Linked DNA regions of Mus musculus: region 1 is linked to region 2. Evidence: chromatin loops called from intact Hi-C (ENCODE). Cell type or tissue: heart. All regions are shown on one strand. Links, peaks and the distances in the headings refer to the core of each region. The heading gives the core; the rest is flanking DNA. Region 1 has its middle 7.4 kb from the start of Ccdc160. Region 2 overlaps Phf6 (PHD finger protein 6).

Region 1 (5,383 bases), core at 67-5,066, 150 kb before region 2:
AAATCCGCCTGCCTCTGCCTCCCGAGTGCTGGGATTAAAGGCATGTGCCACCACCGCCTGGCAACTTACTGCAAATGTTAAACAACTATGGTTTACATGAATTGTGTATATTGATGCTTACCAGACTAGAAAATAAAATTGAGGAATTAAAAAAAAAAACTATGTGTTGTCATCTAAAAACTCATGTTCATATGAATAATACCTCAAACAATAGTTTTTTCCCAAAACAAAATTTTCATGAATAAAGTGGCATTACTTTACATTTCTGTAGATACCTTTAGCATTAATAGAAGACAGCTGAATTTTATTTCTGAATTTGTAGTTTATGTTTTTGAGTGAGATATATGAAGAATAGAGGGATCATACTCATACAGATTTGAAAAGGTTTAGAAAGGCCCCCCCTTTTTTTTAGCAAAGTTCAACATATCCTCATGATATCTCTGAAAAACGTAGGAGCTCACTCACCTCACTATAATAAAGTGTAAATATGACATACTTATAACCACCATTATATTCACTGGAAAAAAACACTGAAAGCAATTCCTCTAAAATCAGGAATGGCACAAGGATGTGGCTGTACTGTGCTCTTGTTCATCATATTGTGTGTCTTAATTAGGCTTTCTATTTTTGTGATGAAACACCATGGCCAAAAGCAAGTTGGGGAGGAAAGGGTCGGTTTCATCTTCTATTTCCAGGTAACAGTCCATCACTGAGGCAGTTAGGATAGGAACTCAAACTTGGCAAGAATCTGGAAGCAGGAGCTGAAGCAGAAGCAGAAGCCACGGAGGCTGGTGCTACTAACTGGCTTGCTCCTTGTGGCTTGTTCAGTTTGCTTTAGTATGCCACCCAGGACCACTTGCCCTGGGGTAACAATGCCCACCATGAGTTAGGTCCACCCACATCCATTGTTCATCAAGAAAATATCCCACAGACTTGCCCATGGGCCAGTCTGGTGGAGGCATGTTCACAATTGAGGTTTCTCTTCTCAAATGACTCTAGTTTGTGTGTCCAGTTGACAATAAAACAAAAACAGAAACGAAACCCTAACCAGGGTTTTGTTCAAAGTCTTAACTAAAAGACTAAGACAAGAGTAAGAAAAGTGGATACATATAAAAAAGGTTTGTGGGCTGGAGAGATGCTCAGTGGTTAAGAGCACTGACTGCTCTTCCAGAGGTCCTGAGTTCAATTCCCAGCAACCACATGGTGGCTCACAACCATCTATAATGAGATCTGATGCCCTCTTCTGGTGTATGTCTGAAGACAGCGACAGTGTGCTGAGATGCATGAAAGGGAGAGAGAGAGAAAGGAAAAAACGAATGTTCTTAATACTCTGGAGTGGAAACAAGAGAAGCAGGAGACCACCGTCATTCTCAGTCATGTGGAGTGCTCTAGGAAACCCTGCCTCAAAAATATCAGTCAAAGTATTCCTATTTAGAGATGTCATGACTGTATACTCAGTACTTAAAAGACTCTTGGGGCTTTACCAGAAAACTGCTACACCTGATTGACACTATTAACAAAGTAGCAGAGCATAAAATCATAGTACTTGTTTTTCTGTATGCCAACAGTAATTTTTTTTGTAGCAACGATCTTTTATTGGGGAAGGGTTTATCAATCCTTCTTGGCCACCGCCCTCCTCATAGCTGCCAGCACGTTGCTCAGCTCCTCCCTCTTTCTCTTGGCATGGATGTGTGTGCCCACCTTCTTCTTGAAGAACTTGAGTGCGCGCTTGTCCTTGGATACTTTGAGCAACTCTATGGCTCGCCGCTCGTAGGGCGCGAAGCTGCACACCTGCCCGATCATGTCCCTTACGAACTTGGTGTGCTTGGTGAAGTGCCCATGGCGCAGGCGGGCTGTGTCTTGGCTTGCTGACGTTTTTTTGTCACCTTGTGGCCCTTGTTGAGGCCCACGGCCATGGGGCAGCACAGGGCCATGGCTGCTGCTCTTCAATGGCGGCCAGGACAGGGAGAATAGTAAAATATTTAAAAGAGAAATTATGGAAAGTATCCCATTCCCAGTACCTTTGAAAAGTATGAATAAACCTTCCCAAGGAGATAGCACACCGTTATAATGAAACCTTTAAGACATTAAAGAAGGGGACTGGAGAGATAACTCTTCCAGAGGTCCTGAGTTCAATTCCCAGCAACCAGACGGTGGCTTCCAAACATCTGTAATGAGATCAGATGCCTTCTTCTAGTGTGTCTGAGGAGAGCTACAGTGTACTCACATACATAAAATAAATAAACACATCTTTAAAAAGGCATTCAAGAAAGAAATTGAAAACCCCGGAAGATAGAAAGACCTCTCCCAGGCTCATGAATTGGTAAAAGTAACATTGTCAAACAGTTATATTCCCAAAAGCGACCCGCAGAATGAATGCCATCCCCATTAAAATCCCTGCACTTACTCCCTAATTAAAATGTGCAGAACTCGATAAACACAACCCTAAGGTTTACATGGAAATACAACAGACCCCCAGGAGGCAAAGCAATGCCGAGAAAAAAAAAAGAGCTGGGGGTGTCACAATACCTGATCTCAAATTATATTACCAAGCATGGTAAAGGCACAAAGACATATATAAAGACAAATAAAATAAGAGGCTCAGAGCTACAGTCAGCTATTTTTGACAAAGGAGACAGCCTCTTTAACAAATGGGACAGGGAAAACTTGATTTCTACAAGTAGAAGAAGGGGAATCTCACCCATATCTTTCCTGGTGCACACAAATCAATTCAAACTGGAATAGTTTGAAGACCTTAAAATAAGACCTGATATCTTGAAACTGCTAAGAGACAGCATAGGTAAAACATTTTAAGATACAAGCATACACAAAGATTTTCTGGAAAGGACACTAAGAGCACAGGAAACAATCTAAAAACTGACAAAGGAAGATTACACGTTGTAAAACAGCTTCTGCACGATAAAGGGAGGGAGAGTTAGCAGGACATGGATAGACAGGGAAAGTGAAAGTGATTTTTCTAAGACAGTGGCTTCTTGATCCCGGACAACTTTGTGAAGAGTGTACTGGTGGTACGTGGGCTGGTGTCTAAACCAGACTAAAAGAGGAAGAAGGACTTCTAGCTCTGGGGCTCCACCCATCCCAAAGGAAATAATTTGCTTGCTTTGATAAAGCTGATACTTTCACTTTCTCTGTGACTTGGTCTTTTGTCTTTCCCGAATATTCAAGTTTGTCCACCACCTTATGGAATAAACTTAGTGATTCCCCTACCTCACTACTGGCTCCTCCATTACAAAAGGCAACAATCTGGGATGGAGAGATGGTTCAGTGGTAAAGAGCACTGACTGCTCTTCCAAAGGTCCCGAGTTCAATTCCCAGCAACCACATGGTGGCTTACAACCATCTGTAATGGGATCTGATGCCCTCTTCTGGTGTGTCTGAAGACAGTGACTGTGTACTCATATACATAAAATATATAAAAAGTTCTTAAAAACAAGAGGCAACAATCACTAAATTGAAGACAGCCTTCAGAATGGAAAGAAATCTTTGTCAGCTACACATTAAACAAGGAATGAATATTTAAGACATATAAACAACTATAAAGCTAAACACTAAGAGAACCTCCAGAGTGATGCACATTCTTTAATTCCAGGACTCGGGAGACAGAGGCAGGAGAATAATGTCTGTGAGTTCAAAGCCAGCCTGGTTTACAGAGTGAATTTCTGGACAGCCAGAGCTACATAGTGAGGCTCTGTCTCCAAAAACAAAACAGAAACAAACCTAATTCATCCAATCAATAAATGATTGGCAAATTTAATAAATATTTCTCAAAAGAACAAAAATAGTCAATAAATATATATTTTTAAAAGTGCTCAGCATTCTTGGCTATTTAGGAATACAATTTAAATCTACGTGACAATCTTGCTCAAATTGGTCAGGGTAGCTATCATCCAGTAAAAAAAAAAAAAAAAAAAAAAAAAAAAAAACCAAAAAACCAAAACAGACAACAAACACTCATATGGATGTGTGTCAAGGGGAACCTTTACACAGTATGAGTGGGAATATAAACTGATGTGAACATTTCAAACATAGACAAAAATAGAGCATCACAGAGAATGATAAGTATCCATGGCAGGTAATAAATTGGAAGCATCAGATGTTGAAACATCAAGGTTCATTCAATAAATAGTTTCCAGAAACACTTGCTGTCTAATAAGGATGCATCCAGTGTTGGGACACTTATGCAATGCCTAATTCAGAATAAAAGGATTTATCACAGCTGGGCGTGGTTGCGCACGCCTTTAATCCCAGCACTCGGGAGGCAGAGGCAGGTGGATTTCTGAGTTCGAGGCCAGCCTGGTCTACTAAGTGAGTTCCAGGACAGCCAGGGCTACACAGAGAAACCCTGTCTCGAAAAACCAAAAAAAAAAAAAAAAAAAAAAAGGATTTATCACGTTTTTAGAAGCCACACTGGTCACTGTAGGCCTGACCAAGAAGTACTAAGACTTGAGCAAACAACTTAAGGGAGGATGATGGCTACTGTCAATTTGAAAAAACAAACAAACAAACAAACAAACAAACAAAACAAGTATTACCTAGGAGATGGGTCTCTGGACCTGTCTGTAAAGTACTATCTTGATTGTGTTAATTGAAGCTGAAAGACCTCATCCACTGTGGATGGTACTGTTCCTGGCTGCGATCCTGAACTGTGCAAATGGAGAAAGAGAGCTAAGAAGAAGCAGGCATTCATAATTGTCTGTTTCCTAGTTGTAGATACGCTACAACTAGTTCCTTCTGGCTCCTACTGTCTTGACTTCTCCACTATGAAAAAGAGCATTATTGAAGCAAACCAGAATTGAATGTCTCACTTAAGTTGCTTTTATCAAAGTATTTTATTACACAATAGGAAAATGAACTAATTCAGGGAGGTAAAAATGTAAGAGGTGTAGATGTTCTGGGAAAAGAGTATTCAAAACAAAGGGCACACGTTAAGCAAAGTTCCTAATGGTAGATAGGGATGTGGTGTTTTCAAAACAAGACAGCCAGTAGAGTAGCCAGCTGGAGTAGAGGCAGCAAGGCATAGAAGAGGGGAGTCAAGGACCATTTAAGAATGGAGGTAGGGAGGATGGCCTAGTCTGCTGTCAGTGGGAGGAGAGGCCCTTGATCCTGAGAAGATTCTATGCCCCAGTATAGGAGAATGCCAGGGCCATGAAGCAGGAGTGGGTGGGTTGGGAAGCAGGGGGAGGGGGGAGGGGATAGGGGATTTTCGGAGAGGAAACTAGGAAAGGGGATAGCATTTGAAATGTAAATGAAGAAAACATCTAATAAAAAAATAAATCTAAAAAAAAGAATGGAGGTAGGAATTTTATAAATTCATTGTTTTTAATAGCTGCATATTTGAGTGAGGTAACCCAACCACAAAAGA
Region 2 (5,383 bases), core at 147-5,146:
GTGAGGTTTTATTATTCTCCACTATGATCCTGGAGTTGTACAGCAATATTAGGGCATTTCTGACTGTTTGCTTTAACTGTACTGGCCTGCTTTCTGGTTTTTATGGGAGATGATGTTATTACAGCCAGAAGAACTAGCCAGGCCGCTGTAAGGTGAGCTTGTTTCTTGTGAAGACAGCCTAGGTATGGGTGTCCCTTTCTTTAGGTGCTTTTGACAATTTGTTTCTTTGCATTACAGGCTCAGGCTCATGGCTTCTTTTCATACCTTCTTTTGCATTTTCTGTATTCAAAGCAGTTTTCTGAAGCGAGTGTCTCCAACGCAGTTAACCACATTGATCTGCTGGGAGCATATATATGTGCTGGGAGTTCCTCTGCTACAGCTGAGCTCTGGGAGCCTCCTCTAAGGGTCTCCAGGTAGCCACTGGATTCTAGCTTTTCCACAAACGCTTTCTTTTTCTGCCTAGCCATGAAGTTGGCAACCTCTTTTTCATTTTCTTCCCCGTGGCTGCTGAGAAAACAGTGTTTTTCCTTTTGATCCTTAAGACTTGGTGGAGACTTGGTTTCATTATTGGCCTTGTTCAGTTGACTGAAGCGCAGGTATGCTTCGCTGTCTGCTTCCTACGGTCCAGCTAAATTTTAGTCTTTGAGTTCTTTGTGTGGCCTCTCATGCGTGACTTGGTTCCTCTTTCATCTGCGGGTCAGCTCCCTGAGACCTGCTTGTGTGGTACAGCTTAACCCACGTTAGCATGCCAGAACTTGCGGCTGGTCCCACAGCTTCTGAGCATCCTGCAGAAAGGCTGAGCGGTCCCCTGTGACTGGACAGGACCTCCTTTCCAAACCTCCAAGTTTGGAGCTGGGGATTCAGAATTGAGGTTTCTCAGCTCTTCCAGGAGTAAGGTGAAGAGGGGGTAAAAGAAAAAAGCATTATCGCTGACAATGTTTTTGCCTGTTTAAAAGAAGACCAACCGTGGAGTGGGATACAAGCAGAGTAAGCCGAGAATTAACATGTATACCTACATGGGGAAAAGGAAATTGGGCCTCAAGAGAATATTTAGTAGGTAGGTCAGCCTCCTCTCTCTTGAGCCGGGAAAGGACACCATTGTTCTTGAAAAACGTGTTCCTGTCAGTTTAGTTTTTATTTTCCCACATCTGAAGGCAACAGGGACACATTGGAAGTGTGATGAAAACGGCAACTGATGCTCTTCTTCTGGATGGCAAGTAGTGGGAAAGAGGGTGACAAACTTCAGAGCAGATATTGTCTGTAAAGTCAGCCGCTGGGTACGGAGCTAGGTCCCATCTCACATACCTTGATGTGCTGATGATGGTGGCAATGGTGCGGTCTCGTTTGTTTTTTGTTTGAGAGAAGGGTCTCTCTTTGTATCCCAGCTGGCTTGAAACTCACAGACCTGACCCTGCTTCTTCCTTCCTGGAGCTGAGATTAAGGCATGTGCCACTGTGCCCAACATGCTTCTAAATTTTATTTCATTCACTGACCATTTCATACATTTATGCAATTTATTTTTATCATGTGTATCCTCCATTACCTTCCTCCAGCTGCTCCTAGTGTCCCCCACCTTGTCACCCTGCTAACTTCATGACCTTCCTTTTGTTACTACTAGCCCCATGAGTCCAATTATTGCTGCCCATATGTGCATGTGTGGGAGGCCATCCACCGGGGTATGGGGAACCTCTCGGCAGCCAGGTCCCCAAAGGACAGTGCTTCTCCCTTCCTTTCTAATGTTTTTTGTTTTAGAAGAAGCCATCTCTTTTATTTCAGAAATGGTTCTCCCTACCTGTCTTCTTTCCTAGCTTCTTTAATTATGATATTTATCTGTAAGCTTTCAATTTTGTTTCTAGAAGAGCTAATCTGTTCTCCCTACTTTCTGTGTTTGTTGAACTGAATTGTACTCAATTTTACTTTTCCAGTTCTTGAACATAGAGCTCGTAATTTATTTTGTGTGTCTTTTGTTTGTTTGAATGTATGTGAGTTTTGTGCATGTGTTGGGCAGTGCATTCAGAGGTCAGAAGAGAATGTAGAGCTAACAGATTGTTATGAACCACTGTGTTGATTCTGAGAACTGAACCTGGGCCAGTGTTCTCATCCAAGGAACCATCTCTATTACTCACTGTTTCTGAGAAAGGGTCTCAGTGTAGCTCAGATTAACTCTGAACTCAGGTTGCCATCACACAAGACTCTCAACTTAGTCGCCAGAGTTCTGCTATTAAAGGCATATACCTATATCCAGTTCATAATTATATTTAGAAATACCTGAAGGTAAATTAGGTAAAGTCTTCCAATGTGTGTGTGTGGGTGGGTTGCGCGCATGCACTACAGCGCACTTGTGTAGTTAGAAGACAACTTTGTAGAGTCAGTTGTCTTCCTTCTGCCTTTATGTGCCTTTATGTGGCTTTTATCTCAAAAAGGAAACTAAGTCTCTGGAGAGATGGCTCACAACCGTGTGTAACTCCAATTCCAGGGGATCTGATGCCCTCTTCTGATTTTCTCAAGCACACAAACACCCATATACATAAAAAAAAAAAAAATAAGGAAAAAAAGTTTAAGTAAAACGAACACCCTCTCCCCAAAATCTAAAGCCCCCCCCCAATTTTCTATTCCTAATTTTGACAAATATTTTCTTCTGTAAAATATTTTATTGATATTTTGTCCTATTTTTCATTGAATAGAACTAATAACAAAATAAGCTTTTGAACACTTTAAAAAATATGGTCTTCTGGGGCTGGTAAGATGGCTCAGTGGTTTAGCTCATTGGTTAGTCTTCCAAAGGTCCTGAGTTCAAGTCCCAGCAACCACATGCTGGTTCATGACCATCTTTAAGGGGATTTGGTGCCCTCTACTGGCAGGTGCGTATACCTGCAGCAGAACCCTTATATGTTAAATAAAATTTTAAAAATGGTCTTCCTGTGTTTCCTATGATTACTTATAAAATTGCTTTCTGTTACCTTAGCTGCTTAAACCACTTATTTGGACAAATCTGAGTTTATAGATGCCACAGTCATCCCTCCCCCAATTATTCAAATATTTTGGTTTCCTTTGCTTTCTCAGTTGAGAGGCAGGCATTGAATTCATTGGCGGCTGCACTATTCCTGATACTTTTGAAAACAAATTTTTGTATAACAAAATACTGAACGTTGTAGAAAAATCAGAAAATACAGAGAATTAAGAAAATCATTCAAAGATAACAACCCAACATTTTGCTATTTACTTCCCACCCCTTTTCAAAGACTATATACTGGAGACCTTATTGAGATTGAAATTCACATAGTTTCATATTCTCTATTAGCTTTCCACTTAGCATATATAAACCCATTATTTTGAAGCTGGGATGTTACTCATGCCTGCCATTCCAGCACTTGGTAGGCTCACAATCTTGAGTTCAGCTTGGGCAACAATGTGAGATGTTCTCTGAAAGAAAAATTCTCAGAAGGAGATTCATTGAAACATGTTTCAGTTGTTTTAAAATTGGGACTATTCAAAACAATTCTGCAATGAATATGCTTGTACAGTCATTGTTTATGCCTGTTACTATTTTCAGTAAATAAGTTGGAAATATAATTGCTAGAACAAGAGCTATAAACTTTGGGAAGGTAGTATTTCTAATCCTTTGCTTTGGAGGGGTTGAAATTTGAACCTAGGGCTCACACATGTGAGCAAGTGTGCTATGTATGATCTTGCTATATACCCCGATCAGCACTGCGTTTCTTTTTATAGTAATTACTTGAAGTTTCAGTACTCATTTGAAGAAGTGGGTTATTTCTTGTGTAGCCCTCGTGTTTTCTGGGAAGTACCTACATTGAGAACTTTTTTTTTTTTTTTTTACTTACATGGGTATTTTTAAAAAATGATAGCATGAATGAGTTTGAGTGTTTGATTTCCTTAGAGAAGTACAAGAAATTTTATTGGAATTTATATTAGCCTGCTAGTGTGTGCATCGACATTACTTAGGGATCAAGTAGTCCAAATGTTGGATCGTAAGTTTCTGTCTCTTTGCTTGTTGTTTGATCTTGGAGGTAGAGTGTGTGTAATGTAGCCCAGGTTGGCCTGAAACTCAACCCTGCCTTAGCCTCCTGATTATTGAGATCAGTGTTTAGAACAAGGCGTTTGGCAACCAGGAAACAACGTGAAGGTTTTGTTGTTGCCTTACTGTGGTTCACTTTGATGTGGCATTTATAGCTTAGGAGATGGCGCATTAAAAGCCTGCTGGGTATGGTACACTGTGTTTTGTGAACCAAAGCTATTAATAATGATTGCTGTGTACCTTTTAAAAAAGGAATTGTTTTTGGGGCTGGCAAGATGGCTCAGCGGGTAAGGGCACTGACTGCTCTTCCAAAGGTCCTGAGTTCAAGTCCCAGCAACCACATGGTGGCTTACAACCATTCGTAATGAGATCTGACGCCCTCTTCTGGTGTGCCTGAAGACAGCAACAGTGTACTTACATATAATAAATAAATAAATCTTTAAAAAAAAGAGAGAGAGAAACTCTTAAAAAAAGAATTGTTTTTGAAATATAGAGCTGGTCAATCACTAATAAGTTCAGAATATAAGGTAAATTTGAGTTGAAAGAATCTTTTTTTTTCTGTTGGCTTGAATTCATAATGCAAAGGGTAAGTAAGATTAAATTAAAGCAGACAGGCATATTTTCACAGTATAATCAATTAGCTATCACAAAATATCCTCAACTCAAGAGATTCAAAGTAGTATATCTTTCTTTTACCCTCTCCACTGGCCTACCCTCCAGTTGATTTTACCAGCTTCCCCAAAATACTGTAGGGAAGTTTTTCTCAAAAGATTTTCATTTAAGTCTTTATTAATCTTCCTTAAATCTTTAATAAATCTTCATTTAACTCTGATTTTAAGAACTCTTTGCCGATGATATTAGGACTGGTGGCAGGACATTGTGACTGGGATAGCAGTAGCATCCTTACTGTGGAAGTTTTAGAAAAAAAAAGTCTCATGAGATATTTTTCCTAATTACTGGTATCCAGCAAGTTCTGGATTGCAAAAGAGATCTAGGTTTTTATAGTGTCAGTTGTATCTAGCTCAGCTCCATGATTTATAGCATTTCAAATGTTCTCCTGACCACAGTAGACCATCACACATTTATAGCATCCTACATATTTTGTCAGTAAAATAGAAAGTACCATCAGAATAATTTTATTCAATTTTTTTCAGGAGACAAAATAAGGAAAATAACATGAATTAGACTTTTTTCTATAACCAGTTTGCTTTTCCTGACAGAAATTGGAATGTCCTAGCCTGTTTGGGACAGTATTAGCAGAATTACATTTGAATATTGTTTTGTTGTTTTTCCCTAGATGTGTTCTCTTTGTCATTGTCCTGGAGCAACCATTGGCTGTGATGTGAA

What was found. Peaks named below come from ENCODE experiments on the same cell type or tissue, not always from the same donor. Only the 100,000 strongest peaks of a DNase experiment are listed, where the experiment ranks them.
Region 1: a loop joins it to region 2, with 2.3 times the contacts of the local background. A loop is called at or near these places in 13 of 42 quality-filtered maps.

Annotation. Positions count from the first base shown.
Region 1 is chrX:52,781,083-52,786,465 of GRCm38, forward strand. It overlaps the pseudogene Gm7851. Among named protein-coding and RNA genes, the nearest start is that of Ccdc160, 7.4 kb to the right of the region's middle. In heart, for the core only: no CTCF peak of the experiment used is centred there; a DNase peak (open chromatin) is centred at 3,039.
Region 2 is chrX:52,926,240-52,931,622 of GRCm38, forward strand. Phf6 (PHD finger protein 6) reads left to right here. Exons shown (of 11, transcript NM_027642.2): 4 at 5,334-5,383. Among named protein-coding and RNA genes, the nearest start is that of Phf6, 17 kb to the left of the region's middle. In heart, for the core only: CTCF peaks have their summits at 2,857 (motif pointing left) and 4,403 (motif pointing left); no DNase peak of the experiment used is centred there.